Linked DNA regions of Mus musculus: region 2 is linked to region 1. The links are chromatin loops, found by intact Hi-C in ENCODE. Cell type or tissue: left cerebral cortex. All regions are shown on one strand. Links, peaks and the distances in the headings refer to the core of each region. The heading gives the core; the rest is flanking DNA.

The links. A loop is a pair of places that touch in the nucleus more often than their neighbours do. Peaks named below come from ENCODE experiments on the same cell type or tissue, not always from the same donor. Only the 100,000 strongest peaks of a DNase experiment are listed, where the experiment ranks them.
Region 2: it touches region 1 in a loop (2.5-fold over the local background); 2 of 42 quality-filtered maps call a loop at or near these places.

The regions. Positions count from the first base shown.
Region 1 is chr13:59,771,638-59,787,561 of GRCm38, reverse strand. Tut7 (terminal uridylyl transferase 7) reads left to right here. Exons shown (of 27, transcript NM_001373962.1): 23 at 1,620-1,667; 24 at 1,750-1,841; 25 at 2,682-2,797; 26 at 5,219-5,544; 27 at 14,703-15,686. The coding sequence ends at 14,770. Etohd2 (ethanol decreased 2) reads right to left here. Exons shown (of 2, transcript NR_015349.3): 2 at 13,882-15,924. Among named protein-coding and RNA genes, the nearest start is that of Etohd2, 9.6 kb to the right of the region's middle. In left cerebral cortex, for the core only: CTCF peaks have their summits at 7,616 (motif pointing left) and 8,161 (motif pointing right); a DNase peak (open chromatin) is centred at 8,149.
Region 2 is chr13:59,626,849-59,642,772 of GRCm38, reverse strand. Naa35 (N(alpha)-acetyltransferase 35, NatC auxiliary subunit) reads right to left here. Exons shown (of 23, transcript NM_030153.2): 18 at 14,759-14,895; 19 at 13,788-13,855; 20 at 12,633-12,773; 21 at 12,070-12,192; 22 at 9,745-9,825; 23 at 7,975-8,355. The coding sequence ends at 8,296. Golm1 (golgi membrane protein 1) reads left to right here. Exons shown (of 10, transcript NM_001035122.2): 7 at 386-530; 8 at 2,432-2,653; 9 at 4,361-4,468; 10 at 5,372-7,777. The coding sequence ends at 5,481. Among named protein-coding and RNA genes, the nearest start is that of Golm1, 41 kb to the left of the region's middle. In left cerebral cortex, for the core only: no CTCF peak of the experiment used is centred there; a DNase peak (open chromatin) is centred at 8,441.

The DNA of each region.
Region 1 (15,924 bases), core at 3,740-11,739:
TCGAGGCCAGCCTGGTCTACAGAGTGAGTTCCAGGACAGCCAGGGCTACACAGAGAAACCCTATTTCGAAAAACCAAAAAATTAAAAAATAAATAAATAAATAAAAAAGAAGACAGAATGAAGGTCAAGTGCTATAAAGTGAGCTGGGAAGGGACTGAGAAAATGTCTTCTTGGTCTCACAGGACCCTTTTCTTATCACACTGTCACATAGATGGAGTGTGAATTTTGTGATTATTTCATTACTGCGAGCAGTACTGACGCAGTGCCATAAGCACTACCTGGGCTATGCATGGTAGGGACTTGTGTTCTAGAGGCTCCTATCAAAGCACAGATTAGTGAAGGCAGATTGCCATGTCATTTGTTGTTGCTCAGCTTACTAAGTGAACTTTAAAAAGAAAAAGGCAGAACTGAGAGTGTGATGGCCACATCTAATCCCAGTACTGGGGAGCTAACCTAAAAGCCAAAGCAGTCTTTGCTCAGCTTCTCAACCAGGCCTGATTAATAGCAATGCTTCCAACTGTATGGTAACTAATGTACAATCTGCCTTTTATAACCAGCAAACACCCAAACTGTAAAACACGCACACACACACGCACACATACACGCACACACACACACACGCGCGCACACACACACACACACACACACACGCACACACACACACACACCAGCAGGAAAGGGCAAGCCTGGGATGATGGCACTTGTCGTCTGTGCTCCAGTTGACTGACTTTGAGTGTCATGTTCCCCAGCTTGGTGCCTGCCCTCTGGAAGCTTTGTGGACAGAATCATGGTGCCTAGCTTCACTCCCAGACGCCCGCTGTGGTGCTCTGCAAATGTAGTTCTTCACGTCTGCATGGAGGGCTCTAAAAGGATGGATCCTAGTTTGTCCCTCTGTCTTTTTCAGTGCTGTTTTAGGAAGAAAATGATATCGATCTTCATATGATGACCATGACCAGATCATTAGTCATGTGTATAGTATTTTAAATCATCTATAAAATAATATTTGGGTTTAGAAGCATGCTGAAGAGTACGTCCACTCAGTTGCACCTGTCCAGCTGCCTCTTTCATCCCAAGTGTTCTTGTCCTCTGCATCTGGCTCTTCATGGTTCTTGTGAATCATCTCCTTGGCCCTTGATAATCAATGTTTACCATTATAGTGACACTCGATAGCTCAGACTGGCCTGGAACTCAGCTACACAGCCCAGGCTAGCCTCCAATCCCTTGTTTTTCTGCATCTGCCTCCCATGTGATGAGATCAGAGGCATGGCATGCACACCTGGTTTATTTATGTTTGCAACTTCTACTGTGACACAGAATGGACACCACTAAATGACCTGGTTAGTGAGTCTTCCTCAGGATTTCCTCCAGAAGTAGGCAACCTGGACAATAAGAAGAACTTTTATAAAGATCATAAAGATGATACAGAGCTATTTTCTTACTCATGCTTTTGGAAAATCTCACCTGATATGTAGGTTTGACTGTTGCTGAGCTGTGCATAACTCTGGATGATGAGCAAAGAAGGTGGCACTGTTGTGTGTGTGTGCGCCAAGGTAATGAGATGAGTGCTGGCAGTCTCCCCTGCTGTCTCACCTGCCCCTCTCTCTCTCTCCTTTACTCAGATCCCTTCGATTTGAATCACAATCTTGGTGCTGGATTATCGAGGAAAAGTAAGTGCCTCTTGTTTGTTAACCTGGGCAATTTCTTGTTCTCTTAATGCATGTAATTGAACTCTTACTATTTCCCTTATAGTGACAAATTTTATAATGAAAGCTTTTATCAATGGTAGAAGAGTATTTGGAATTCCAGTCAAAGGATTTCCAAAGGACAACCCCTCAAAACTGGTGAGTTTTTGATAGAAATGCCAGAGAACAATTAAGATGCACATTTTGAGCACCAAATAAGTCTGCAATGTGGTGTGGTTGAATCGAGCTGGCTGGTGTGTCTGTTTCCTCCTGTGTCACTTCATGGTGTGGCATTGGAAATATGTAGTTACTTTGAAATGTTTATCATTGACTTTAGCCACTCTGTTGCAATAGATCTCTCCAGACATGTTCCTTCTCTATCCAGAACTCTGTCCCCTTTGAACAACAGGAACAATCAGGAGCACTGATTCAGCTTCTGCATGTGGGCAAGTAGGCACTTCTAGCAAATCATAGTCGAGCTCCTGTCAGACACTGCTCTGGACATTTACAGTGGTGTTTCTCGTACTTGTTCAAGAGCTCCTTCACCTACACAGTGTGTTCAGATGAGTGATTTCTCCAGGAGGTGTGCAGGGGGGATGCATCATCCCAGCCTCCTCCTGCAGCAGCACCAGCAGCAGCAGCAGCAGCACTAGCCTGCAGCTCTTTGCCTTACTTTAATACAGAGTTTGCACTGTGTGTTTCTCAGTTCACTGCAGTTTAGCCATTTTGTCTCATGACAGGCTCTCTGTGACCTCAGCTTCTGCTGCAGTATTGAAGCCACTATTATGTCTTATATGTCAGTGCCCTCCAACTTGAGGGCATAAAAGACATAGTTTAGATGATCTGTGTCAGCTATTGTGTCACTGTGCTGCTCCCTGGTGTGCAGGTGTGTTGGGGATGAGTGGTACACATACTAAAATACCAACCTGTTCTCACACTGATTTCATGGTGTGCCATGGTCTTGTTCACAGTTCATCTTACACAGCTGTGTTCTTGTAGGCATACTTTTTTGATCCGGATGTCCTAACTGAGGGAGAACTGGCCCCAAATGACAGGTGCTGCCGAATTTGTGGGAAAATCGGGCACTTCATGAAGGACTGTCCCATGAGGAGGAAGTAAGCACCAGTTCCGAAGGGAAGGGTTGGGTTTTCATTTTCTTGTCCCAGTTTCTAAATGTGAGTCTACTGATACAGAAAAAAGACACTTGGAAATTTTCATGGGAGTTTCTGCCCCACTGTGGCCCATATATCTCCCAAATCAAAAATACAGAAACGTATTATTTTTACTAATAAGCTGTTGGCACTATACAGGGCAGGTTCTCAACTGTTCTAACCTACATCCAGGCATAGGGCTAAGTTAGTGTTCTAACCTACGCCCAGCCACAGGGCTGAGTTAGTGTTCTCACCTACATCCAGCCACAGGGCTGAGTTAGTGTTCTCACCTACGTCCAGCCATAGGGCTGAGTTAGTGTTCTCACCTACATCCAGCCACAGGGCTGAGTTAGTGTTCTAACCCATGCCCAGCCATAGGGCTGAGTTAGTGTTCTCACCTATGTCCAGCCATAGGGTTGAGTTAGTGTTCTCACCTACGTCCAGCCATAGGCCTGAGTTAGTGTTCTAACTTACGCCAGCCATAGGACTGAGTTAGTGTTCTCACCTATGTCCAGCCACAGGGCTGAGTTAGTTGTCAACTGAGTCTTCCTTTGTTTGCTCTGTTCCATGTGTCTCCTCAGGGTGATTTTTTTTTCTTGGCCTCCTTTGTCCCCTTTTTCCTTCCTCTAAGACCCTCTACTCAATCTCAAGTCCCACCCTCCTGTCTCCTGCCACTCAGTCACAGGCTCCAGCCTTTTATTATCCAATCAGAGATTATTGGAGAGCATTCTTCATAGCACATGGGTCAGTACAATGCCCATGTCCTGACTGCAGCCTGATCTTGGGGCACAGAACTCAGCATCTGAATACACAGCGTGCAAGACCAACCCAACAGAAATTGAGCAGTTTTCATATAAATGTAATACTGTTTTTTAAAAATGAAAATAAACTGATGTAAATGTGGCCATGGGTGCACATGCTGCGGGCTGGCTCTCACGCCAGGTTAAACACTTTTTCTTCCCTATTTTGGGTTTGGGTTTGGTTTTAAATTAGTTTAATCCTTAGTAATTATTTTCAGTAGCTCAGGTGTTTGGGCACCATGCTTTCTCCTGCTGATGTTTTGAGAGGCAGGGGGTACCTTTATGGTCGGCTTGGATCATTGTTCTCCTGGCTGACAGTGGTTTGCTTTCAACTAAACAGTGCTAGTCTCATTTCAAAATACACTTAAGGGAAGTTGGTCACAATCTGGGATCTAAGAAATAGTAATCAGCAGAGCAGAAAGAAATTGTTAATACCTTGGGGTGGTACCATTTATTACTACTTCCTGTGTTTGGGAGGCTGAGAAACATGAGTTCAAGGCCAGCCTCAGCTACAAAGGGAATATGAAATCAGCCTGGGCTGTGTGGCGTTACGTCAAAAAACAAACAATATGTGAGGATGCAGCTCAGTAAGAGCACTAACTGCTCGTGCACAAGACCCTGGTTCCATTCCCAGCACCTACAGTTGGTGGCTTACAACCACCCGTAATTCCAATTCCAGGGCCTCCATGGACACTTACTATATATGGTACACATATGTATATGCGTATAAATGAAAGAAAGTCACTCTTTATAACAAAGGAAAAAGTGACTCTGACATTCTTGAAGATAGAACCCCTTAAAACCATTGTTAAAATTTTTCTGAGAAATTCAAGTCTTACAGTTCAAATTTTCATTGCCTAATAAAAGCTAATACATCAAAAAGGCTGACCAGCAACCCACTACACATATGATTTGAGTTTCATCATGCAGGTATCAAAGCAGGCACTGGGGCTGGAGAGCTGGCTTAATGGTGAAGAGCACTAGTTGCTCTTCCACAGAACCGGGGTTCAATTCCCAGCAACAGCATAGCAGCTCACACTGTCTGTGACTCCAGTTCCAGAGGACCCAACGCCCTCACACAGACACACGTGTAAATACAACACCAATGGACCTGAAGTAAAAAGAAATGTATTTTAGAAGGCAGGTACTGAGTCTCAGCAGGAAGCACTGCTTGCAGCACTGGTGACAGGCAGGCTCTGCGCTAAAGATTACAGTTCCAGCAGCTGCAGAGCAGGGTGTTTGGAAACTCACTGCATCTGGGTTCAAAACACATAGACTTGTTTTTCTTGTTGTCCTCTCCACAGTACAGTGTAACTGAGAGGATGTGTATGTGCTATGCTATAGCACGTGACTTTCTGTAAGGACTGGGGCAACTGTGGGTGCTGGTTTCTGAGTGGCCACCTGTTACCCACAGTCTGTGGGTGCTGAAGGACAGCAGAGATCTTAATACAGAAGCCAGGCTTTGTCACATTCTCGGCCTCCTTTTCACATTCTATGGTCCTAGCTATCTCTACACTTGGACACATCTTGATACTCCCATAAGTTTCTGTTGACACTTTTCCTATTAGTATTTTATCTTCACTAGAGTGAGGCGACGGAGAGACCAGGAAGATACCCCAAACCAAAGGTACTCTGAGAGCAAAGAAAAAAGAAGCAAAGAGGACAAAGAGATTCAGAACAAGTACACAGAAAAGGAAGTGTCAACAAAAGAAGATAAGCTCACACCGTGTGCAGCTGCGAAAGCCAAGCCAGTGAGGGCAGCTGTCGACCTGGGCCGGGAGAAGCTCCTCAGGACGCCCACAGAAAAGTGGAAGAGACAGGACGACAGAGACTCGAGAGAAAAGCGTTGTTTCATCTGTGGAAGAGAAGGACACATTAAAAAGGAATGCCCACAGTTCAAAGGCTCTCCAGGTACAGACAACTCTCCAGAAACCGTGATGTTCATGGTCAAGGGATATAAGAGGTCTAGAGGCTTTTCACATTTTGTATCGGTTTCTTTAAGGACGGTTGTGTAAGGAAGCACTGCAGCTCCCCATCCCATTCACACACACCCTGGGTACAGCTGAATTGCTTATTCCTGGGTCTAGGTAGCCTTATGAAAGTCTAAGATAGTCAATGAATGCTAGTCTCCTCTCCAGTCCATATAAACATTGTCTCAGTATCCAGTAAGCAAGTCACACTTAGAGGCATGCTGTTCACTGTGTACGTTTGTAAGTCACAGCACTGCCTAGACACTGGGTGAGGTGGTGGCTTACCACCATGTACAAATGAGTATATTTGCACCCACACACTCTAAGCAGGAAAGAGAATAGACGGTTGTTGACAGTGTTCTTGTCTGCAGAGTACTGGGAAGGGTTTCATTGTTAGCCCTTATTTAATACCTTTCTATCAGGGACCATAGTAACAGCCCACAGATCCACAGATGAGAGTCAACCACAAGTCTTCTTGATGCAGTAGTCCATGGCTATAACCAAAGCTACCTAAAAGGCTGAAGCAGGAAGAACACTTTACCCAGGAGAATAAAGACCAGCCTAGCCAACATAGTATGACCTTGTCTTGAACACAAAACTAAATCACCTCTAATTGCTGGATGTGAATTGGTCCATGGATAAGTACCTTTTAATAGACTGTTAAGACACTGTCTGGATGCCTTTAAGTTGTGTATGCTATGGTCTTCAGAACAATTTATATACTGTACTGCCTTGTAGGATAAGCCTAGGTGAATTGGATAATTGTAGCTGAGGAACACTAGAGAGTAGCTGTTACTGCTCTTCTGCTAAGGGTGCTGGTGAGGGCAGCTCTGTGGTTCCTTCCTCTCAGCACTCTGGTGCTTTGAGTGATTTATTAAATCGAGTCTGCCAGGCAAATTGTCTCAACTTCTAAGACTGAAAGTTTTATGTGCCCTGTTCTCACCCTACACTCCCCACCCCCTAGGGCTTTTGAGGCAGAGACTCACTATTGTCATCAATGCCAGCCTAGAATTTGCTGCATAGCCCTAGCTGGCCTCAAACTCAGTATCTCCTGCTGCCTTTGGGGTCACGAGCATGTGCTGTCATGCCCAGCTTCTCCTCATTTATTTTCTAAGGAGCTTTATAGAGAGAATTTATGCAATGCTCGAGTGTTTATGGATGACTTGGCTCTGGGTACCCCAGCCTGAGTCAGCTGAACCCCAGCCTTGTTCTTCTAAGTAGCTTGGGACTTAACCTCAACATTCACCTTGATTTTCCTTTATAAGGAGACAAGATTAAAAGAATTAAAATGCTGATATGTTAGCACTCAGTTGACATGCTCCTCAGGGTCAGGTTGGCACTATTTCAGTAGGAGTATAGTTACCGATCATCTCACTTAGCTCAAACAGTTGCCTCCTTTAAGCTAGGGAACTAGACAGTATAGATACAAGTTAACATAGTTTCACCAAAATTGTTCTTACATACTATATTTGTGTTTACAAACAGCATGAAACAGATCTTCTGGTACCCTCCTCCTCCTCCAGCATAGTTGTCCTCTGCCTCCTCCCCCACCCCCCCAGGTGCATCCCTTTGTCTAGTAGCAAGACCAACACGTCTCAAAACTGTTTAAGAGTTGTAGCCTAGAGCCAGACAGTGGTGTCATACGCCTTTAATCCCAGCACTTGAGAGGCAGAGGCAGGTAGATTTCTGAGTTTGAGGCCAGCCTGGTCTTCAAAGTTGAATTCCAGGACAGCCAGGGGTATACAGAGAAACCCTGTCTCAAAAAAAAAAAAAAAAAAAAAAAAAAAAAAAAAGAAAGAAAAGAAAAGAAAAAAAAAAAAAAAAGAAAAGAAAAAAAAAAGAAAAATTAAAAAAAAAAGAGTTGTGGCCTAAAGAGATAGCTCAGGGAGGCTGGAGAGATGACGCAGAGGTTAAGAGCACTAGCTGCTCTTGCAGAGGTGCTGAGTTCAATTCCCAGCAACTGCATATTGGCTCATAACCATCTATAATGAGATCTGGTGCCCTCTTCTGGCCTGCAGGCATATATGCAGGCAGAATGCTGTATATGTAATAAATAAGATAAATCTAAAAAAAGAAAAAAAATACTGCATGGCTTCTTTAAAAAGAATGTTAAAAGAGAGAGAGCTCAGTTAGTTAGTGCATGCTCAAGGACCTGAGTTCTGGTCCCAGGATACACATAAAAAGCAAAGCAGTGTAGGAGATTCTTTTAATCCCAGTGCTGGACGCAGAGATAGGCAGATCTACCCCTGAAGCTCGAAAACAGCTAGCTTAGCCTGACCAAGCCAGTGAGAGACCCTGCCTCAAAAAACCAAAATGGGTTGCTCTTGAGGAATGGACTCAGAGGTTAGCTTTTTCCAGATACGTGTACACCCATGCACACACATGCATGTGCACACACACACAAGCTTCAGAGTGGCAGTTCTGTCAGCCTGACTGTACACCTGGCAGCTAACCTTAGGGATCAGCAACCTTAAGAAAAAGTCCTAGTCTAGAAGCCTGGCTACTTCCTATGCAGTACTCATAACTAGTGTCAGCAGTTGGCATCTGCGAACAGAAGGGGTCAGAGTAGAGCAAGTGCTTCGTGGTGCTAACTCAGTAATGTTTCTGTGCCCAGAGTTCAACGCCCTTCCCCATCATTCCTTCAGTGGATTGTGTAGAATTCCATCATGTCATCAGAAAATATGTCTTAAAACATTTTAGAAAAAGACTGTTGCTTTAACTTAAAGTAGGAACAAAAGTGTTCCTCTCTTTCTGTAGGTTTGTGTAAGTCAGATTATGTGTCTGCATACTCTTCACCTAGCCCATTGAGACCAGTTGCTCAGGTAAACGCCAGCCCAAACCTGAGAGGGGAGCCCCCCCCATCCTCTTCACCCTCACAGCCTTTGGGAGTGCTTGCAGCTGTGTGCTGGGCCCTCCCGGCTGGCCTCTGGTGCTTGCTCCTTCTGTCTCCCACATACTGTGTGGGAAGGCTTGTTGGGCCCTGGTAGTAGGGGCTTTGGTAGATGGCTCCTGCATTCATGTCTGTCTTTCCAACTAACTTGGGCCAACCTCGTGCCTAACCCCAGCTCTTCTTGGATGCGGTCTGAGGCTGTTTCTGTTGCTTTATCTTCAGTTTTTGTAAACCAGTCTATTTCATTTTTTAGGCAGTGCTTTTACATGAAGACAAAAAGAAACAAAAAACAACCATATTTTTGAGTCCCCAGTCAGGTATGTGGTTTTAAAGGATCAGATATGTGTTGTTTTCTTCTCTGAATATTTTACCACATGCCTTTGAGATGCTTCCTTTCCTATGTGGTTCTGACAGGGATATCAGAACTTCTCAAGGGAACTTTAAACAAACAAAAAACCCTCTTGCCTTGCTTCCACCTTGATCCTTATCTGATGTTCAATGGGTAAGTGCAGCCTGTGTAGTTTTCAGATTCTCTGGGTGACTGCTTCATTTGAGGAAGAGTTGCTCCCTTAGCCATGGAAGCCTTTCTTGCACATTTGTAACTGCTGTGGATTTGTCTTTGCTGTGCCCTCACGGTTTCTCCTTGTGAATGTTAGCTGCCATGCTCCAGAGTAAGGAAAGAAAGTTATAACCTGAACCCTCCACTCTGCACCCAGACAACTGTTTCATTTATCTCTTCAGTAAATATCTGCTGAGACTGTCTCTAACTGCAGGGCACCAGCCCCAGCACTGAACACTTCTCGGTGAGCAGCAAAGCTCCTCCTCTACATTCTTGTCAGGAGTAGACAATAGAGAGAAGCAGGCAACAATAAAGGGTAGCCATATGGTGACAGATGCTTTAAGCAGGAAAAGCACAGATGATGCTGAGTATGCAGTATCCTCTCTAATAAAATCGCATCCTGAGGCAGCTGAATCACAGGAGATGAGGGTCAGGCTGAAGGCTGGTAGACCTTTAACTGTCGGCATGGAGGAGCAGTGAGAGGTGAACTTGGAGTAGATGAGTCTAGCTTCTTGAAGCTACAGATGTGATGGAGGGATGGTGCTCTTTGAAGTAGTAAATGGCTAGGACAGGAACACTGACGCCACTCAAGTATTTACCAAGGTAGTTGCGTAGAGACGATGGTCACATGTGGGTGGAGAATGCCAGGGAGGACAACCATACACATCTGTGTTCTGAAGACAACACCAGCAAAATGAATGCATCGGGTTGTGACATGGATACACAGGATCAGATGACACGACAGGCTTTGTCTAAGAACCAGAAAAATAAAGGAAATTTCTGAGGAGAAATAGGAGTCAGTGGTGAACTGAAGGTAGCTGGAGTTCTGGTCTAGAGAAGGCCAGTGTCCAGTTGAGTATATGAGTGTATTAGGGTTCTCTAGAGTCACAGAATGTATGGAATGTCTCTGTTTATTGAGGGAATTTATTGTGATGACTTTCAGTCTGGAGTCCAACTACCCCAACAATGGTCAGCTGTGAGTGGGAAGTCCAAGGATCTAGTAGTTGCTCAGTCCCACGAGGCTAGTTGTTTCAGCTGCTCTTCTGTAGATGTAGGTTCCAACAGATGTGCTGGCAAGTAAGTGCAAGCAGGCAAAGAAGAGTGAATCTTCCTACTTCCAATGTCCTTATGTAGGTCTCCAGCAGAAGGTGTGGTACAGATTAAAGATGTGTGCCACCACACCTGGATCTGGGACCTGTTTTTTGTCCCATGCTAACCTTAAACTCAAAGATCTCCTTGCCTTAGACTCCTGGGATTAAAGGCATCTACTGCCTTTCCTGGGCCTAACCTTTTCATGGCCACTGTGCCTCAAGATCTCCATGCGGAGATCCAGGTCAGAAATTTGTGTCTTCCAGCCTCAAGATCTGGATCACAGGTGAGCCCTCCAATTCTGGATTGTAGTTCATTCCAGAGATAGTCAAGTTGACAACCAGGAATAGCCACTACAATGAGCCTGCTGGCATTTAACTGGTCCAGGCTGCAGAAGAGTGTAATATTGTTATTGTGGCCATTGCATTTCAACCCACTATACTCAGGAAGATCTTCTAGCAAGTAAAACCACATGGAAGAAAGGGATGCATGTGGACCATGGAAATCAAAAAAAACAAAGATGGTCAAAGGAGGAACAGAAAGCGCCAGAGTTGAGCTCAGAGTACAAGTGAAGGAAGTGCTTGGTTAGGTGCTGCTTGGAGCTCTGTGTGGAAACTGAGTTCAGCACCGGGCTTAGCATCTGAGCTCAGTGAAGCCTTTGCAGAGAACCTAGGCTTTGGGAGCTAGGTTCAGAATACCAAGAAAAGGAGCCTGCTTAGCCTGGGCTGTGGTGTGAAGGGCAGAGCCCCCTTCTGCCATATCTCAGGCCTATGGAGGGTTACTCAAGAGAACATGGTGTGATACCAGGGTAAGAAGGTCTTTTGCTAGTATTTCAAGTCGTCTTCTGACTCTCAAAAAAGAGGGAAAAAACTGAGGTAAAAGTGGCTTTTTCAGCAATATCATAGGAAAGAACAAAACTGTGAGAAAATGTAAACGGAGTCCTTCCTGGGACAGCTTTGCTTAATCAGCCAGCCCTGGTCTCTCTTTACCTCTTTTAAAGGAGGCTAACAATGGGCAGGTAAGCCCAGAGAGCATGAGCAATCGTCCCTTTTAAGTTCTTGTGTCATTTATTAAAAATTAACTCGGAGGTCTTTTTATGTACATGAATGTTTTGCCTGTGTGTGCCTATATGTACTTCATGTGTACATGGTGCCTGTGGAGGTCAGAAGAGGTTGTTGAATGCCCTAGAATTGGAGTTACACATGCTTGTAGGCCACTGTGTGGGTCCTAAGTACCAAACCCTGGTCTTAACTGCTGAGCCATCCCCAACACAGAAAAGTGAAATTTCTAATGACAGCGCTTATAGAACTTTTACTACAGCAGTGTCACAGAGTGGGTGTGTCATAACATGTAGAACACAGATTAGCTGCATTCAGACATCCATTGTGGATTTAGGGAATGCCATCCTAATATTAGGGAAAGTACTGACTTGTTAATGCTGACTTTGGTAGAGCAAGAAGTCTTCAGCTGCCCCTCAGGATAAGCTGTCTCTCCTGGCCTTTCTCCCTCTTCTGTGAAGCTAGGACACTGACCACTCTGGGAGAGTTGAGGAAGCTTTGGGCTATTATTTCTACTATGAATGCAGTTCATGGGGGGAAAAATAGTGGAATTGTTAATGTGTTTAACTCCTTAAGTTTTTTCAGCACCAAGAGGCATGATCTTAAGTATTTGCGATTGTTTTAGTTTTCTTTAGTGAGGAAAGGAAACACTGAAATAATGAGAACTTTTTTTTTTTTTAAGCTAGGGTGTCATGTGGCCCTGGAATCCCCATGTAATGCTTCATATATGGTGGGCAGACACTGCTGTCTACGTGACATTCCCAACCATGGTGTCGTATCTGTTTACATAAAATTTAAAGTACTTGGGATTTGTGCTGGTGTGCAGAATAAGAGCATGTGACTTGAAGGAAACAGAGCTCTCCAGGTCTTAACTGCACTTAGACCAGAAGGAGAGCATTGTACGTGACAAACAAGCAGGAAGAGGGACAAGGGACAGGAGCTCCAGTCCCGCTCAGGAAGAGTCATAGCTGTTCTCCATGGAGCACACCATTTCACAATCAGAGTGCTGTTGGATACCCTCCAAGCCCAGTAGACAGAGTGAAAGGGGAATGGTGCCCCACAGTTAAGCTGATCGAGGTTGGGGAAGAGAGGTGGGCTATATCACATAACCACACTGACTTTCAAATGACCCTAGCTTTCTGGAAGGGTGTGAGCCACAGACAGCACCAGTCAGTGGCTTCATTTTCCCTGTAGATCTGGGAGTTTGAAGATCTAAGATGTACATGTATAATCAGACTAAAAGAATGCTGTTTTAAGCAACTTTGACCTTAAGCAGATATTCCCAAAACATTTCACACAGGAAAAGTACTGATGTTCCTGATGTTAGGCACATGAAGGAACACAGAGTGTGAGCAGTTTATTGCATGTTTCTGGTTTCCACTCCATGTGTTGGGGGCGCCCCTTGCCCTGCACACACCTCCGCTCTCTCGGCTCTGAGCTGACTGCTGAGGAGCTGCGTGCAAACACTTGAGCAGCTGCGTGAGTGCAGAGAAGGTTCCTGGTCCCCACACTGTCCCCAAGTCCGCAGAGAGCAGCACTGCTGGGCTTAAGAGGTTACACATCTTTAAAGTTGAGTTTTACTATAATTTTTCAAGTTTTAAAAAAGTGGGGAAAAAAATGTAGATGTTATAGACCTAGAAATGCCATGGCCAACTAACATATACTTAGTTATAAAGAAGTTATTAGTTATTCATCTCAGTAAAAAAAAAAAAATCCTACAACTAAAAACTTACTAACTTAAATTTATTATGGGGAAATTTTATTACAAACTGTATTCTGCTTTCTACAAGAAAAAATTATAGATTGCTAAGATTTGTTCTTGCCAATAAAATAGCTCAGAAAGTAAGTTAGTGACAGCTGTCACATATTAACATGTGACCCATGTCTGTGTTGTAGGTAGAAATAGTTTCCCTTGAGCCCCTTTGTAGACTAAGTCTCTGACCCACTCTAGTTTCCTTAATGAGCACATGTTGATGGACAGCTGTGCTCTTACCTTTGATTTTGCCATCTCGGCTAACAGGTGCATTCCTCTGATGTCTCAGCAAGTAGTACTTGTTTAAATTATCATAAAGGCCATTGGTGGGGCTGGGGAGATGTTCAGTGGGTATAAAGAGGACCAGAGTTTGGATCGGAGCATCCATGTAAGTGTTAGGTAACATGGCAGCCTGCTAGGAATCCATCGCATAGGGGGTGGAGGGAGGGAGCTCCAGAGCAGACTTGCATAGTTACCTAACCCACCTCCATGTATAAGGAGGAGACTATGGGGGGACCATCCAGTACCAAGCCCTGACTCCATCATATGTGCATGCGTACACACACACACACACACACACACACACAGTGTCCAAACACATATTCGCATTCACAAACATGAAACTATTTCATACACACAGTCATATGGCGGGAAAATGGTTTGGTAGTGGTGTGATTTTTGTTGTTATTGTTGTTGTTTTAATAGGCCTTAAAGTTCTAGTCAGTGATAAAGTTATATAAATATACATAAATGGGGCAGATAGCTACCAATCTTTTAGACTGTCTCTAAATTTTAAAATGTCAGGCCATTTGGTTGAAAAGAAATAAAGGGAAAGCTTGTGTGGTGGGCATTGCTAAAGCTGCTGCTTTGGGAAAGTTGTGTCCATGCTTCTGAAAATGTGGACAACTGCTGCGCTTTGACTTCTTTTACTTACATTTAATTCTACACTTCATTTGGAAATGACAAGAGTGACAGTTTAAGAAGGGAGCTAGCTTCCTTCTCCCCCTCAGAAGTTATGGGTGCAAGCCAGGTGTGGTGGTCATGGTGTAGTATTTAATCCCCACACTCAGAAGCAGGCAAAAAGCAATTCTAGGCTAGCCTGGGCTACATAATGAATTTTAAGTCATCCAAGGCCTCACAATGAGATTCTGCTTTTAAAACCTGTAGCTGGCATGGTACCAGTTACTAAACCCTTTGCATTCCTTCCATTGGTTTGAGTAGAGCCTTCATTGTACAGTAGTAGCCACATGGGCTCTCATTCCCTCTTGTATGTGCTCAGACTCCAGAACACAGTACATGTTGTAAGCTGTGGATGGCTTCACTACTAATTAAGTACAGAGAATTTTATTTTCTCCTTGTACATCCATAAGGTATTACTAGACTTCTAAAGGGTAATGGTATGAGGTACTAATTTCTGGCCAGCGATCTCTTTGCAGTCTGTGAGCTACAAACAAAAAGAATATCCTATGTAAAGAACTTTCAAAATGTTTCTTCCAGCCTCAGTGCCTGCCTGTGGCTGCATTGAACAGCCTCGGGGCTGTACCTTACCAGCACTGAGGAAGCAGTGTCTAAGCACTGCCCAGTGCCTCTGATGGCTGTGCACTTGTTTATACCTAGCCTAACTGCTCGACTCAGGACGAGTGCCCTTTGTGGTGGGACACGTGTCTGTCAGTAACTGACAATAAGTATTGTGTGACTTTGCTCAAACACCATTCTTTTCGTTTATGTTGGATTTTGTTTTCCCTCCTAGGTAGCCTTTCCAGTAAATATATGACTCAGGGGAGAGCCTCAGTGAAGAGGACCCAGCAGGAATCATGAGGGAAGGAACTGCAGCACTGGAAATGCCACTCAGGTGTCCGTGGCCACTTGGGAAATTAGGTTCATGGCACAGGACACAGTGACACAGATCAGGCTTCAACGTAACAGTTGAGGGGCATCGTAATTTTTTAAATTTTAATGAAATTGTTAATAAGGAAAAGAAAAATTTTAATATAGTCTAACTATACCACCAATCTCCAGAGATTTGAAGATTTTAATAGAAAGTCAACTTAAAAGAAAAATATGAGGGCCAGAATTCAATGACTACAGCGTCATGGATTTTAGTTCTTTCAAAGCACTCTAAAAATAGTGTGCTGCTCACCAGAGGAGTTAGCCCTCTTTCCCTACACATCCCCTTTTTGATTTCCAAGAGGGGATTCTCTCTGTTGTTCCTGGATCGTGGTATGGACGCACATCAAGGACATGTGGACTATACTGCTGTACATAGGGTCTACAAGCATTCTTCATGGCTCATTGTAGAAATGATAGCATGGAATGCAAGCACCTGTCAGTGTGGGCCTCGGTGGACGACCACAGCACCACTGGCACATCTTTGAGGGCTTCCTTCTCTAAGTAATTGACAGAACTGTTGTGCTCATAAAAATGAAGTCATAAAAATAAGTAGTCCTTTTTTGCTGGTTTAAAAAAGAAAAATTAAAGGAGAAAAGGACAGAATAAAAGTGCTTTTTACTTTTTATGATACACAGAAATTAGGGTGGAGAGCTTTTACAAACCTCTGAAGATCAAAGAGGCTGCTGTCTCTGCCAATCACAAGTTTGATTGGCAACCTTCTGGTCTGACTGGAGCCCTCTCTAAACTGTTAATGAACTTCACAAGCCTTTCTGAAATAGTACAGAGTCAGAACTATGCCGGTTTATTTATCATTTTGAAATAAAATCGAACTTTGAACGTGTAATTTTATCCACATTATTTTCTTATGAGTCATTAGAAAAGTCAACCAAAGCGCTGACAGTACACATCTCCTTAATAGGGTGCCCATGCTGTTCCCCTTTGATAGCTGTGCACCGGGTCTGGGGTGTGCAAGCAGGAGACTGGGGGGCAGAGAGAGAGCTTGCTAAGGACACTGGCACAACGAGGGAGACTCACGAGAGGCATATATGTGTGAACTAGACTGGTCATAGTCTAGTTATGAA
Region 2 (15,924 bases), core at 5,396-13,395, 150 kb after region 1:
GAGAGTAACCCAAGGGGAATGGACACCACTGTTTGGACATCTTGGAGTGTGTTAATTTCCGTACATTTTATGACTTTTCTCAAGTTCCATTCGACGTAACAGGAGAATGTATTCTGTGTGGTACAGAATACGTGTAAGGTGCGGTGGACAGGGTGGGCATGTGGAGTGCCAGGCTGAATGCTGTAGATACCTGGCTAGGCTTGTTGGATGGTTACATTTTCCTCTGCCTTACTTTCTGTAGGACCTGGACTTACCCACGAGTCTCCTGATCTATGCCACATGACAGGGCATGACCGGGAAGATGATGGTTTGAGTTCCGGGTTCTTACTTACTAATGAGGGTCCCATGAGCTACTCTTTTAGTCCTGTGCTTGTTTCAACTCCAGGCCCTCAAGCCTCAGCCCAAGCTTCAGGAAGAAGTCCCATCAGAGGAACAGATGCCACAAGAGAAAGGGGATGTGCCCAGAAACAAGTCCCAGATTCCAGCCCCCAATTCAGAGAGCTTGGGTTTGAAGCCACAGGTGCAGAATGGTAAGTGGAAACAGTGTCTTGGGCTGTACAGACACTGAGAATTGATTGTGGCTGGATGCAGCAGAGAAGGTCTAAACAACTTTAAAAGTCCCACAATCTTTACATATTCAAAGTTCAATCCTTTTAAAATATCCAGTATCTTTTAAAATCCAAAGTCTTTTTACAATTAAAAGTCTCTTATCTGTGGGATCCCCTAAAATATTTTCTTCCTTCAAGAGGGAAAAATATCAGGGCACAGTCACAATCAAAAGCAAAAATTAAACTCCAACTGTCCAATGTCTGGGATCCAACTCACGATCTTCTGGGCTCCTCCAAGGGCTTGGGTCACTTCTCCAGCCATGCCCTTTGTAGCACACACCTTGTCTTCTAGGCTCCAGCTGCCTGTACTCCACTGCTGCTGCTGTTCTTAGTGGTCATCTCATGGTACTGGCATCTCCAAAACGCTGCTGTGTTCCACTGTAACTTGGCTTTAACAATAGCCTCCCATAGGTTCTCTTCATGGTGCTAAGCCTCAAATCCTTTGCATGACTCCTTCAGTCCTGGGCCATCAATTGCAACTGAGGCTGCACCTTCACCAATGGCCTTCCATGGCCTCTCACAGTGCTGAGCCTCAGCTGCTCTGCATGACCCCTTCATGCCTTTAAAACCAGTACCACCTGGGTGACTCTTACTCATTACCAAGTCCCACTGTAGTATGAGGTACAACCTTGGTTATCTCTGGAACACAGCCATTGTGCTCTCAAAAAAGGGGTGGGCTGGTATACTTTCTCTTGGGGCTCTGGAATAGGGGCTACAGGCTTCTACTCTGTCTAACTAACAGCTTGTTCTTGTCAGCTATATAAGTACAGGTACAGAAGTTGCCTTAATCTAGAGTAGCAGGGACATCGTGAGACTGAAGGGCAGAGACGGAGTCCTAGGTGGCTGGTGTCCCTTGGACTCCCACGGCTTGAAATGACTGAGAGCCTAGCACTGCCCTGGGGGTCTGGGGATATACAAATCCATGTTATTTTCTGATGTTTTTGTTTGTTGGGTTTTGTTTAGTCTTGAGACAAGGATCTCTCTATAATGTAGCTCTAGCTATCCTGAAACTCTGTATGTAAACCAAGCTGGCTTCAAACTCACTGAAATCTACCTGTCTCTGCTGAGTGCTAGGATTAAAGGCATTCACCACCACACCGGGCACTTCCCTGTTGTTTAATCTGAAGATGACCTGCAGCCCCAAAGCCCCTGATCTGTAGTGGAGATCAAAACACAAGTTCCAAGCTGTTCTGAAGCCACTCTTTCTGGCGATGTCAGGAATCCAGGGCTGACACTTTTTTGTTTTGCTTTTTGAGATAAGCTCTCGTGTAGCCTGGTTGACCTCGGAACTCACTGTGCAGCTAAGGCCTTGAATTGACTTTGCTGCCTTCATCCCCTAAATCTTGAGATCCCAGGTATCCTGCAGGCATTTCTTGCAGTTAATGTTACTATTTTTTTCTTCGGTTTTGCCTAAGGCAGTCTCCCAGGCTGGCCTCAAACTGACCATGTAGCCAAAGTTGGCCTTTGAACTGATCTTCCTGCCTCGTGAACTGATCTACCTAAGTGACAGGATGATGGGTGTGTATTCCACGCTCAGTCCTTTTATTTTTGTTTTAGTTAAAATGGTCCTGCAGCCAGGCATGGTGGTGCACACTTTTAATCCCAGCACTCACTGTGGAGGCAGAAGCAGGAGAATCTTTGAGTTCAAGGCCGGTCTGGTGTACAAAGCAAGTTCCTGGACAGCCACCAGAGAGATGCACAGAGAAACCCCATCATGAAAAAAAAATTATAAAAATGAAACAAAACAATAACACGGACACACACACACCCAAGACCCCCAAACAAAGAATGCTCTTGCAATCACACCTATGTTCTATGTGCAGAGGAAACCAATGAGATTCAGGCTGTCGGTGAGGAGCACCAACAGGCATCCATCCAAGGGCAGGCGGTGGCGGATGGCACTCGGGTAGGAGCTGAGAAACTCGATCAGCACACACAGCTACCAGCTGGCCTGTTGGCCAGGCCTGAGGAGGACTCTCAGTACCCTGAGCGGGAGCAGCTTGTCATCCGGGATAGGCAGGAGCAGCAGCGTGCATCAGAGGAAGGTGGGTGCCTCTGGGTCCCTAAGCTCCTGCTTGTCAGCAGGTCTTCAATTTTACCAAGTGGCCTTGTTCACTCCTTTGTATGTTTATTTGTTCGTTATCAAGAGAACAATATTAAAGGGACTTCCAGGGTGTGTGGCATGCTGAGATGGAAGCTTAGCTGGTTAAATGTTGCTTCCTGGCAGGCGGGCAGGCGGCTGGGCAGGCGGCCGGGTGGGCAGTCACCTGTTTCCACCTGCTTCTGTGCTTATGTCTTGGAAGTACTGAAGGAAGACGTGACAAAGGATGTTACTGCATCTGAGGAACAGTGTCTCGTTGAATTCCGCCTTCCTTTCCCTCTTCTTTAGAAAGAGTAGGAGCTTGGTTCAGCTAAGTATCTTGAGTGTATTCTGCTGCCTTAAGGATATGGGGACTTTCCAAGCCTTGGAGCTAGGAGCACCAATGGCCCCCGTGCTCCCAGCTGGATCCAATAACAGAATTGAGGAAATGTGTCTAATTCTTTCAGCCTTTCTTGGAACAGTGTCGTCTGTTGTTTTAGATAAGGGTGCATTTTATCAGCCTCCCACTGAGTGTCACTGCTTAGAACCCTGCTCCACACCTACAGCAAAAAGATGCTTCTGAGGGAAGGGAGGAACCCCACTCTGGTGGCACTCAAGTGTCTGACTACGGACATGAAGTGTCACGGCTAAATGTAGACACGGGCTACCAGGCCTATGTGGGGTGCCTGCTTCCACATGCACTAGTAACCTCACCTAGATTATAAATAGACAGAGCGCTCTGTGCTGCTTCCACATCACGGTTGAAGCAGGGCAGATGTTCCAGGCCTCCTCATATGACACACACTTTAGATGTTCGGGAGAAACCTGTGGTCTCGTCTTCATTCTGTGATCTTTCCTGGTTGCTCTTTCTGCAGAGCAGAACATGGTTGTGACCAGCCTAATTCTGTACATGACATGGAGGTGCAGTAGTTACCCCCTTCTCTCCACTGGAGTCATTGAGAAGCCATTGCTTGCCATCCCCCACCACTAGCCTAGTTCCTTAAACAGTGGTGCTTTTCCTTAATTTTGTTGATTTTCCTTTTCAAAAAGGCATTTAGTTTCGTCATTTTCAGACTGAATCATGGCTTATTTTGGATTTTGTGTGTGTGTGTTTGTGTGTGTGTGTGTGTGTGAGGAATAAAGCCTGCAGCTTTTGTGTGCCAGGGTTCAGTCAACAGAGCTGACTTTTTTTTTCCTTTTTCCAATTTATTATTAGGTATTTTCTTCATTTACATTTCAAATGCTATCCCGAAAGTCCCCTATACCCTCCCCTGCCCTGCTCCCCTACCCACCCACTCAGACCTCTTGGCCCTGGCGTTCCCCTGGACTGGGGCATATAAAATTTGCAAGACCAAGGGGACTCTCTTCCCAATGATGGCCGACTAGGCCATCTTCTGCGACATATGCAGCTAGAGACAGGAGCTCTGGGGGGTTACTGGTTAGTTCACATTGTTGTTCCACCTATAGCGTTGCACAGAGCTGACTTTTATAGCCTCAGTGTTGAAGCGATGCCTTTCTGGGTACTCGCCATGGCATTTGTATTGGGTGTGAGCGCCATCAGTCAGGCTACTTTCTGAGGTACAGGTTGGGTGACAGTGTGTATTGGTGCTGGCGTTCCAGTGACATCAGGAATAAAATGATGCTCTGTCTGTCTGGTGTGCTGGTTTCATAGGGGGAGGCCAGAAGAACCCAGGAGATGAATACGACATGGATGAAAACGAAGCAGAATCTGAGAGGGAGAAGCAGGCAGCCCTTGCAGGGAATGACAGAAATATAAATGGTAAGAACAGGGTGGTGTGGGAGTAGTCACCTTCCTGTAACACTGTAAGTAGTTGTCTGTTCAGGGAAACTGTGTTCTTTAGAAGACCTGCAAAGTGGGGTAGTGGTGAGCAGGGTTAGAGCAAAGGTGTCCCAGAAATCACAGGCTTGCTTTTAGTGATTCAGGGCTTTCCCAACAAGATGCCCAGGGCACTCTAGTCGTTCCACACTAGGTGTTAGTCCAATCATTAGATGCCTCTGAACTAGTTGTCTGCTGTGAGCCTTCTAGAGACGCTCACGCAGGATCTGTGACAAAGCGCCTTTCTGTTCTGACTCCGAGCACACATCAGCAGTACCGTGCTACTGACCTAGAAAGTGCTTCACTCTGCCTTTCTGGGCTGCATACAGCAGTCAGTGTCAACCAGTCTTTGGGAATTTAATGCATCTGCCCCTTACTCAATCCATGACCTTTGGAAGGTTAGCTTCTTGCTTTCTATGGCGCTGCAGCTCTGAGCACTAGTTTTCTTCAGTGTTTTCCAGGTTGAGATCTGCGTGCCACAGAGCCTAACTTCTGGACATGTTCCCCAGTTCTCTTATAAAGCACTATGAATTGTAAGCATGCAGCTACCATGGCTGGACGATTTGTGTCCTGTCTTGCTGTCCCACTTGTTCAGGATTAGTGCTGCCTTTTCAAGGAGGCCACACAGCCCAGTGTTGCCTCACCGCTCAGCTCTGTCCTGTGCCAGTTAGCTGTACCTGTGATTTCTTTTGTTCTCTAGATGGGCACGCAATTCTAAGCGGCAGTGATGCTGTGGAAGGCGAAGTTCTCTTTATGATAACTAAAACCTGCCAGGAAGTGAGACCTGCCTGCCCACACTATTTCCCCAACATGCTTAATACTGAAATAATTGTTTTTGCATTTTAGTTCTTAATGCTGACGCTCAGAAGAGAGGCATAATAAATGTGCCCGTCGGGAGTGAAAGGCAGAGCCACATTCTAAATCAAGTAGGCATTCATATTCCTCAACAAGCCTGAAGAGATCCTACGGGGGTTCACTGTGACTCAACTGTGAAATGGACAGCGAAATGAACGTCGGCCCATTATTGTGGGGTTTAATCAGTACATTTTGCAAAGAAAAAAAAATGGGACCATCTCAGACAGTTTGGGGGTACTTTTAAAGTGTCTACAAGAGATGTCAAAATTGATCAAGCTTTGATTAACAGGTATTTCTTAAGCAGGTCAACACCAAAAAGAGAAATGAGGCTGTCCTGTCTAGGCAGCAGCACCTCCTCACCCTGCAGTGTAAGACAGAGTAGACTGAGGGCAGCTGCTGGCCACAGCGGCTCCCTCCTTGTGCTGCCGCTTGCCAGTTTCTGTCCACAGATATTAAGTAGCTCATCACTCCTGCACACACTTGATTCCACCATCAATGGCCTAGAGCTCTTACCGTCAGCATAAACACCACTAGTCAGTTCTATACAAAAGCTGTTCTGTGCAAAAACTGCATTAATTAAAAGACAGCCACCATATCTGGCTTACTTCAGGATTCGGAAGGCTGAGGCAGGAGATTGCTGCAAGTTCTGAGCCAGCCTAAAGCAACATAGTGAGTGCCAAGCTAAGATGAGCAAGAATGAAAGCCCCTGTCTCAAATATCAGTGAGAGTTGTTACTTTAAAAAAGACTGGTTTAAATAACCTTCATTATTCTTTTGATGTACAGAACACTATGAAGTTACTGACAATGCGAGCACCTATGGTCTGTGTTTGTTTGATTGGGCAGAGTTTCTAGTAAGTCACTCATCTCACTAAGAAAGGCAGTGCCTGCACTGCGCTCTGGACAAAGGCTGCATGGGCAGAGGTGTCCAAGAGGAAGGGTTGGCTGCTGGAGGATACTCAGGTTTCAAGCTGGATTCCTACGAAGGCAAGAGCAACACGAGCTGTTTTTCCCAAGTTTATATACTGTTTGAAAAACACACAAGGTGAATGTTAGTTTTGAAAGATTTGTAGTTCATTGATGGTAATGCATCGTAAGTCTTGATTCCGATCAGCAGCTTCTGATTGCAGACTGACTGCAGTCACACTGACGACTCGTTCCAGAAACGATCTCTCTGAAGAGTGGCTGATCTGACTCTGAAGTGCTGGCTAAATAGGAAGCAGCAGCACTAGAGGCACAGGGGCTGAAGATCCCTGCAGTGAAGTGGATGCCGGGTGGTCCAGCTGTCTGTGCCTCTTTAAAGCACACATTTAAACCCCTATGGCAGACGTGGGTTGTTTCTCACTGCAGAACTACCCAGTTCTACCCCATGTTTAGATGAGTACTGTTTAATGTCACAAGCCATTTTCCTTTACACTTTAACTTGCCAGAGCCTCAGATGGACTGTTCTTACACCTTTTCTGCTCCTAGGTCCCAAACTCAAGGGGACTTTGTATTTCTAGTGCTTGTTTTCTACCTTAATCTGGTTTGGGTTTAAAGTGTAGATATTGCTGACAGGCTGTGCTGATTTCCTTTTTAACAAGTACAATAGGTAAGGGCCACATTCTACCCTTTGGGTTCTAAGATTCCAGGGTACCAATAGCCATGCATGACAGCTGAGCCATACCACCTCCGTACTGACCAGGAAGTAACCAACATCCTGTCTTCGCTAGCATCTTGATCAAGTCCAGTCAGGCATGCTTCAGTGTTTCTAGGAAATGGAAGGTGCCACAGGGTTGGGCTGGCATAGCTCCGTGAGAACTTCTACCTAGCCAGTATGTGTGAGTCCCTGGGTCGCATCCTCAGCACCAACGAACACTGTCACATTAGAGTTAGGCCACTGAAATCTTAGAGTCATTTTTGCTGTAAGCCAAATGAACTAGCAATAGTCAGGCCAAACCACAAAGCCAGATTGAATTTCAGGGTGGCTCACTCTGCTAAAAGCACTGCCCCTTCAGAGTACAAATGGGAAACCCCACGGGCTTAGACAGTTGTCACAGCACACCAGTGACAAGACCAGCAGAGGAATGAGCAGCAAATCAAGGATGGGGTCTCTTGCTGGTGGCCAAGAACAAAACCTACACCTCAGGGCACTTGGGACTTCAGCTGGAACAAAGGGATGCACCACTTTCCAACAAGACCTGAAACTCAGCGGCCTACAAACTCCTACCTGATACCAGCAGCAGACACTGCAGTGTGATGTGGTTTTCCTTCAACTGCATGACTAAAGACCCTTAGAAATCTGTGTCACAACACAGTCACAATCCTCATGTACTTTAGCGATCCTCTTACCTCAAAATCAATTTGTAATTTGACCAGAATCTTAAATCCTTAATAAATCTTGTGTTTTGAAACTTCAAGTTTTAGGGTTGTTTGGTGTTTAAGACACAATCTCGTGTAGCCAAGGTGGGCCTCAAACATAGTACATAGCTGAGGGTAACTGAAGCCTGACCCTGCAAGCCTCAGAGCTTGGGAGTAGAGGCTTACACCTGCAGACTCTGGGTAACGCTGGCACTGCCTGTTCGGAAGGTGGCGCTCTAGTTCTCCACAGGGCAGCTTTTTTTTTTTTTTTTTTTGTCAAGAAATTTATTAACCTTTACAAACACTATTTCACTCAATCATTCATTAAAAAAATGTTTACAATTAAGTCTGTAATCAAACCATGTAGCGTTCACCAATGCATTCCAGCCCAGTTACCCCATGGAGTACAATAAACCACTTTAAAACAGCAGTTCTCATCCTCTCTAGGTAAGGGTGGTAAACTGAAAAGTCTTCCTTGTAGCAAGCTGTCTGTCATTCAAGAGATCCACTTTCTGTCACCATGTGTGGCAGACTGATGTCTTCCCTAGAGTGGACACGGTCATCTTTGCAGTCTCTTTCAAACCAGTTTCACAACAGGAAAATATTTGTGAACAGAGAAGTCGAATTCGGGAGGAACCTAAAAAGAAAGCCAGAAAGTCAGTGGCTCCATGTGCATGGTTAGAGTTCCTGTGTTTCAGAAATAGGACAGTGCAACAGACACTGGTATAACAGCAGCAGTCAGAGGACAGAAACGAGGAAGGAGGCTCTCCTGTCAGATCATCAGAAAATACCTAGCCAGCTGTTTGTTCAGAGAACGTTCAAGGAAAATGGACTTCAGACAAAGTGCTCAACCAGATCAGGACAGCAACACAGTTCAGCTTTAGGGTAACAAGTCAGATCTTCCATATCAACGCCACATCTTATCAGCGTTTAAGTCTTGGGGCCGGGGAAATGGCTGAGCTGGTACAGGATTTGCAGTGCAAGCAGCACAAGCATGCGAGCCCGAGGTCTGATTCCCAGCACCCATGGTAAAAGCTGAGCACGACAGCACATGCCCAGAACTCTGGTGCTGGGAAGGTGGAGACAGGCAGGTCTTCGGGGCTTGCTGGGCAACCAATTTAGCTGAACTGGGGAGTGCCAGGTCCAGGGAGCCCTGTTTTACACACCAGTCACGACTGAGTGAAAAAGTACCCATCCTGAGGACACGCCCAATACCCTGAGCGAAATGGCCCTGCTTCTATGCATGCACATGTGGACACATGGCTCTACCACATGTGACTACCTGTGCTGGTCTGACTAGGACTGGTCCCATAGTTTCATGTGTGTGAATGCTTGGCCATAGGGAGCGGCACTGTTAGGAGGGGTGGCCTTGTTGGAGGAAGTGTGTCAGTGTGGAGGTGGGCTCAAGTCTGGCCAGTGTGACAGTCTCTCCTTGCTGCCTCAGATCCAAATGTAGAACGCTCAGCTCCAGCACCATCTCTGCCTACACACTGCCATGTTTCCTGTCACAACAGCAACTGTAAGCTACCCCAAACTTTCCCTTTAGAAGAGTTGCTGTGGTCATGGTGTCTCTACAGCAATAGACCCTAACTAAGACACTACTGAAGCCACTGCCTCCCTAAAGCAGGTGACATTTAAGTACCTTCTCTCCCCAAATCTGCTTTACAGGACTTCTTTTAAAATTCTTTATTCCATCTAATTTGTATGTGGGTGTAGGGTCTGTCCTGCTGGGCAGGCTCCAGTTCTCACGCCTGATCAGGTCAGCCCGGGAGGCAGTCACCCTGACCACCGACTCTCTTCCCAGGCCCCATTTCTGAGCTCTTGACTCTGCTCCATGCTTCCTCAACTGTCCTAAGGCAGTCAGTGATTATATGGGAGTGGGAAAAAAGAAAGTTGAGATTTTAAGTCTCTAACCGTCTGGAGGAAAAGTGGTGGCTGAGCCTCTTCTAGGAGGAACAGAGGGTAGGTATCCTTTGTTGTGACAGTACACAGGAGCTCTGCACTCCCTTCCCTACAACACACTCACCTTTGACTCTTTTTTGTGTCCTCCTGCTAAGAGCTTCATAACCACAAAGTTGGGCTTGGCAACCTTCAGGATTCTACTGACCTGAAACAAGAAGAACACGAGCATCACAGCAGGAAGCTAAGTCTGCACAGAGGAGTGCCTCTGCCACTGCCGGACTGCAGCCAAGCACAGGGGTGTTCAGGGAGCCATGTAGTGGCTTCACCCGAGAGCAAAGCTCTCTTCAGTGAGCTGCTCATATCAGTCCTTAGACAACTTCTCTCACCCCATAAAAACTGCTTTGAGGACTGAGTCAGTGTACTCAGCCTTGTGCTGCACAAACAGTCGTGGGTCCACAGACAGGAAACAGCCCAGCTCTGCACTTCTCCATGCACACCCCTTAGGAGAGCATGGCTGTGTGTGAAGCTTAGAAACACTCCTGACGGACGGGCTGTCCTGTCCTCTCTGACAATTACTACTCTAAACACTGAACACAGGATCGATCATAGGAAAGCCAAGGTTTCCCTTAGGTAACCTTGAAGCTCCCACTGCTGCATTCCTGACCACTGTGGAGATAAACAAGGGCAGGATGGACGGGAGATGGATAGCAACCTGAACATCTAACAGGAAAGGGAGACAGAAGTTCAGACCTGAGACGCTGAGCAAGGGACCTGCCTGCCATGGGTGAGGGCAGCCTGGTAGTAGTTCCAGGCCAGTCTAAGCTACAGGATGAGACCTTATCTCAAAATATAAAAATAATGATGATGATAATTTGACATGTCAGAAGCCACACTGTGACCCTATAGATCAATTAACTCAGCTGCTCAGGCTAAAACCCTTCACGTCATCCTGTCTCCTTCCGCATCCCACATCAGGGCTGATTACCCACTGCACCGCTCACTGGACCACTGCTCCGGCTTCCTCCCACCTTTGCTGCACGGGTCAGTTTTAGCAGCACAGAATGGTCCTTTGTCACAAGTCAGAGCTGTCTGTCCACTGCTCACACTCCAACAGCTCCTCCCTCACTACCCACTCCAGCCACATGAGTCCCAAGTCCCTGGGGCTGTCCAAATACTCCAGGGACAGATAGGTCTGTCCTGCATGTGGGTCCTGGTCCATCCCTGAATGCCTATGTGACCTACTTCACCTTCTAGAATTTACTAAAATGGGTTATTTAAAATGGTTGGAGTTCTACACTCTGTACAATACATAATATGACTCCTACCGACCTGCCCTGAGCCCATACCAGCTATTTCTGCTATAATAGGTGCTTGGAAAGACTTTGAATAAATGAAGGAAATGTCTTCTGTTATTGAACCTCCTTCAAATTTCTGTAACTACCATTTTTATTAGCCAGAAGATATATTTTTTTTCTTTTTGAGACAGTGTCTTACTATGTAGCCCTGGTTGGCCCTGAACTCAGAGAGATCCTTCTGCCTCTGCGATCACGCCCCACTAGAATATGATTTTTTTATCTCTTTCCTACTCTCTTCTCCAAGGCATTCAACATCCCCTTAGAGCCTAAGGTACTATCATTAATCCTCTTTTAATGGAAGTGACTTGTTCATATAATACCCAGTCTTTTCAGCCAACCTTCAATGAAATGGCAGCGTACCATTCAGTTTTAACCCTTGCTATCTGAATCTCCTTGACCTTGTCGGTGACCAAATTACAGTTGTGCTGTTTGCAATGAAGACCTGCTATGCTGAGTATTCATCTTCGTTCATCTTCTACGTTGTGTGTGTGCACATGTGTTTATCTGCGGTGCTGTGTGTGACAGGCAAGCACACTCCATCTGAGCCCAGCACTGCTTGGTTCTGACAGACAATGCTAAATCACATGGCACTGAGAGTTGCATCAAGAGTTCCCTCAGTGACTTAGACATGTCAAGAGTAACTCCTCACTAACAGAGTAGATGTATCTCAGTTACACTGGGGATAATGCACATAATCAAACCATCAAATGCTTAAACCATGTTTGCTTTCAAAGTTTGCTCTTGTTGATCAGTCTTTTAATGCAATAGCCTTTTACTTCAAAATGGTCAAGTATAAAATGTTCTATAGTAACTGGATAGTTTTTCATATTTAAAATGTATAATGGAAACTGGGTATTATAGATTATGACCTAATCCTAACACTAGGGAGGCAGAGGGCAAGGGGATTACCAGGAGCTGAGAGGCCAGCCTGGACAAAAGAGTGAAGCCCTATGGTGGAGGGAAGAGACTTAAAATGGTTAACCTGGAATTCTTGCAATTTGACAGCCTGTCTGGTTGACTCATTATAGCTGACACCCCCAGTGGCAGGATGTATGCTTTCCCCAAGGACGTACAGTGAACCCACTCTTACTTACCTCACGGTCTGGATTGGGGATATTTTCAAGGATCATTTTTGCCTGCTGAAAGTGCTTACTAGCTGCCACATACAGCTCTGGAGACTGAGGAGGAGGGCTGTATTTATTGAGGTCAGACATTTCCTAAAAAGAAGGAATGATTTATCACAATATGTTTAATATAAACCTTCTGACTACCCATCCATACAGACTCTTTTTTTTTTATTAAGGATTTATTTATTTACTTTACATGTATACTTTATGAGTGCACTGTCACTGTCTTCAGACACACCAGAAAAGGGCATCCGATCTCATTACAGATGGTTGTGAGCCACCATGTGGTTGCTGGGATTTGAACTCGGGACCTCCAGAAAAGCAGTCAATGATCTTAACCACTGAGCCATCTCTCCAGCTCCCCAGACTCTTAAGCAAATGCTGAAAACATCTCAATCTGTGCCCATGTGACACAAAGTTCTTAACCCGTGTACCCCAAATCTCAATTATCCCCTTATCATCATCTTTAGCAGCAGTCCCACAGCCCGCAGGATGGGTGGCACCACCATGACCTCAGGCAGCAAGCTCACCTTGAACTGCAGGTAGTGCACTGGTGGCGGCGTCATCACACTGTTGAACGGTGCAAACCTGTGCTCATACCGGACCTGCTCACTGTCAAGCTCAAACTTGGGCTTGCGCACTTTGCCATCCATGTCAAAAGCGACCATCGTCTAAAGGTGAAGAGAATGCAAAAGCAACAAGAGTGACGAAGGTACCAGCAACTCATGTATGTAAGACGTTATCTCGGAAACCAGAAAAGCCCAGAGTAAACAGACTTCTCATCCGTTCTAACCAATGCACCATGATTTATACAAACAACCTTCCAGCCCCCAATCGGTTATCATACCAAGTGGTCAGTCCTAAAACCATATACATATAAGCACACACTAGTAACATATGGACTGACCAGGTTGTAGTTATATATTTAGGAATATACACGCATATACATATTGTGTGTGTGTAGCAAAGACACCATGAATTGGAAAGAGAGCAAGGGGGATACATGGGAGGAGTTAGAGGAAGACAATGATTGATACATTAATTATATTTTTTTTGATATATCATTAAAACTCCCAGGGGATTAATGACCCCAATGGGATCACACACACTCTTCCACACCTCAGGCTTCGTCACTGCTTTGAGACTTTAAGTAAGATGTTGAAGGAACAAGTGCCACATAATCACACAGGCCAAGGGCTTTTCCAATTTCCCCTCTTGGTTTATGTAACTTCAGGTGAGACCTCTCAGTACTACGTGAAAATTAATACCCGGAACCTTGCAAAAATGCCTGGTATTGCTCAGGCCAGCCACACTAGAGTCCACTCCTACATATTATTATCCTAGGAATGCTAGAACCATCTACTCATGAGGTAAGGTGTCAACTACTTGAGGAATATGAGGATGGAAAAGGTGCCTGTTAAACTGCACCATTATTATTATAATAATAATAATTTATATTATTATAAAGTACACTGTAGCTGTCTTCAGACACACCAGAAGAGGGCATCAGATCTCATTACAGATGGTTGTGAGCCACCATGTGGTTGCTGGGAATTGAACTCAGGACCTTCAGAAGAGGAGTCAGTGCTCTTAGCCACTGAGCCATCTCTCCAGCCCAAGAGGGAATTTTAAACACATTCTGTACGAATGGCAGTTCCACAGAAGCCTCGATTCTCACCACTTACCTTGAACATCCCAGCACACATGTTCTGATAGGCCTGGCTCATTGTGATCTCTCGGCTCAACGGACGAACTGCAATTAGAGAAAAGAATCTTTATAATCTTTCCCCCTCCCTCCCTCCCACATTACTTCTTGCCAAAATTCTTTAGTACCAGATCTCTGAAGAGCATGTTTGCCTAACTTGTCAGCTCACTTCAGTTGTATTATCTGTAGATTTTGGTCATAAAGTTTAAATTAAGAGAAACAAGAAGAAAAACTCATTTAAAAAAAATGTCCTGCTCTGCTCTATTTTTTTTTTTTAAAGAATCAGGAGGAGTTGATGTTGGGAAACTGGAAGGAGCAGAGGGAGGAGGAAGTGCTGTAGGCATAGATGAGAGAAGGTTTTGGCTTTTTAAAAAAACCCCACCCCCTGCTTATTTACTGAACATAAACTTCACTTTTGCTTCTCTGATGTAAACTTTATGACCAAAATCTACTAATAATACAACTGAAGTGAGCTGACAAGTTAGGCAACTGTGTTCTTCAAAGAGCATACCAACGACTTTTGGCAAGAAGTACTGTAGAGCCTTTGAAACGTCTGCTTCCCAGAGATCTGTGATTGCCTGTCCACACCCACCACGACAGGACAACTCCAGATGGACTCCTGCTTGCTCTCCCACTTAGTCTGCTTGTACAACTGAGGACAACTTGCCTCCTGCTCTAAGACCCTCTGGTGCCTGGAGGTGCAAAGGAGCTCAGAAGCAAGGCCCACCACTAATGCTGGCTGGGATCCAGTCTCTCTTCCGTTAATGATGGCGAGCGAGAAAGAAGCCCGCAGACACATGCAGCCACTTCGGCTCACAAGGAGCTCGTCACAGACGTGTCTATCAGACAGTCCACACAGCCAGATGTGATGGCGCACACCTGTAATTCCAACACCCGGCAGCCTGCTAACCTAAGACACTGTCAGAACAGGACTCAGGCGGTCTACAGCACCTTTCTTTTTCTTCTTTGTTTTTTTGCTGCTGCGGCCTTTCTGCTGTTCCTCCATGATCCTCTCCTCTGCCATCTGAGAGCCGTCAGCGCGGCTCAGGGTTGACATCAGCCATGCATACAGGAACTCGGAGAGGTACCTTAACAGTCACAGAGTATCAATTAATGACAGAGAGCTACAGGAGACAGCTTTGCCAACACAAGTATTAGTAATCATGGACAGGTTTTATTATTTCATCCTGACAAGAGGGACTGAAGCCATGGCCTCAGAGACGAACACAAGCAAATACTCTAATGTGCCTTCAACCCCACGTGGACAGTTTGTAATGCTTTAAAATTTGAAAAAAACAAAAAAACAAAAAAACAAAAAAACTTTTTTTTTTTGCCGTTTGATCAGAGTAGATCTTATGTAAAATGAGCACTAGACATGATCTCTCCCTTTTCCCAGTTTACAACTTCTCAAAAGATTTCTGGATAATTATCTACATTCATACAAATTAGAATATCTTTAATTTTTTTTCACTGTCAGGACACAATTCACTCCAATCTATTAAGTAAATATTTTCTTTGCAACAAAAATGAAACAAACTGATTTAGAAAGTACAGAAATTATTAGTATTATATAACAATCATTCTAAAGCTTAAAAACATCTAGGCTTATTTAAATTTATTCAAAATATAAAATAAGATATTCTAGTTCAACGCTAAAAAAGAATTTAACCTTACAATGCACTCTAAACCAGAAAAGCAGTTCAAATCTAGGAGAAGGGACGCACTATTTTCAGTGTAACCAGGAATAAGGTAAATTAAAGACTACTCATATACAATTAAAAACCAAAGATCTATAAGATGTTTATGATCTCTTATTATACCTATTTTAGGATGCCTATTTCCAAAACTGCCCTGAAAGATACCAGGTAGGCTACAATATCAAAGCACATATAAGACATTACATTGAAATGTATTATTCTTCTTCTTCACATTGTGTGAGGGTGACAGATGGCGATGAGTCCAGAGAGCACACATGCAGACTACAGGACAGGTCTGTGCAGCCCGCTCTCTCTTCCCACCTTTCCTGTGGGTGGAGCTGAGGTCATCAGGCTTGTGTGGAAAATGCTTTGACCTGCTGAGCCATCGGCGGCCCACGGAAACTAGTTAAAGTTGCCTTT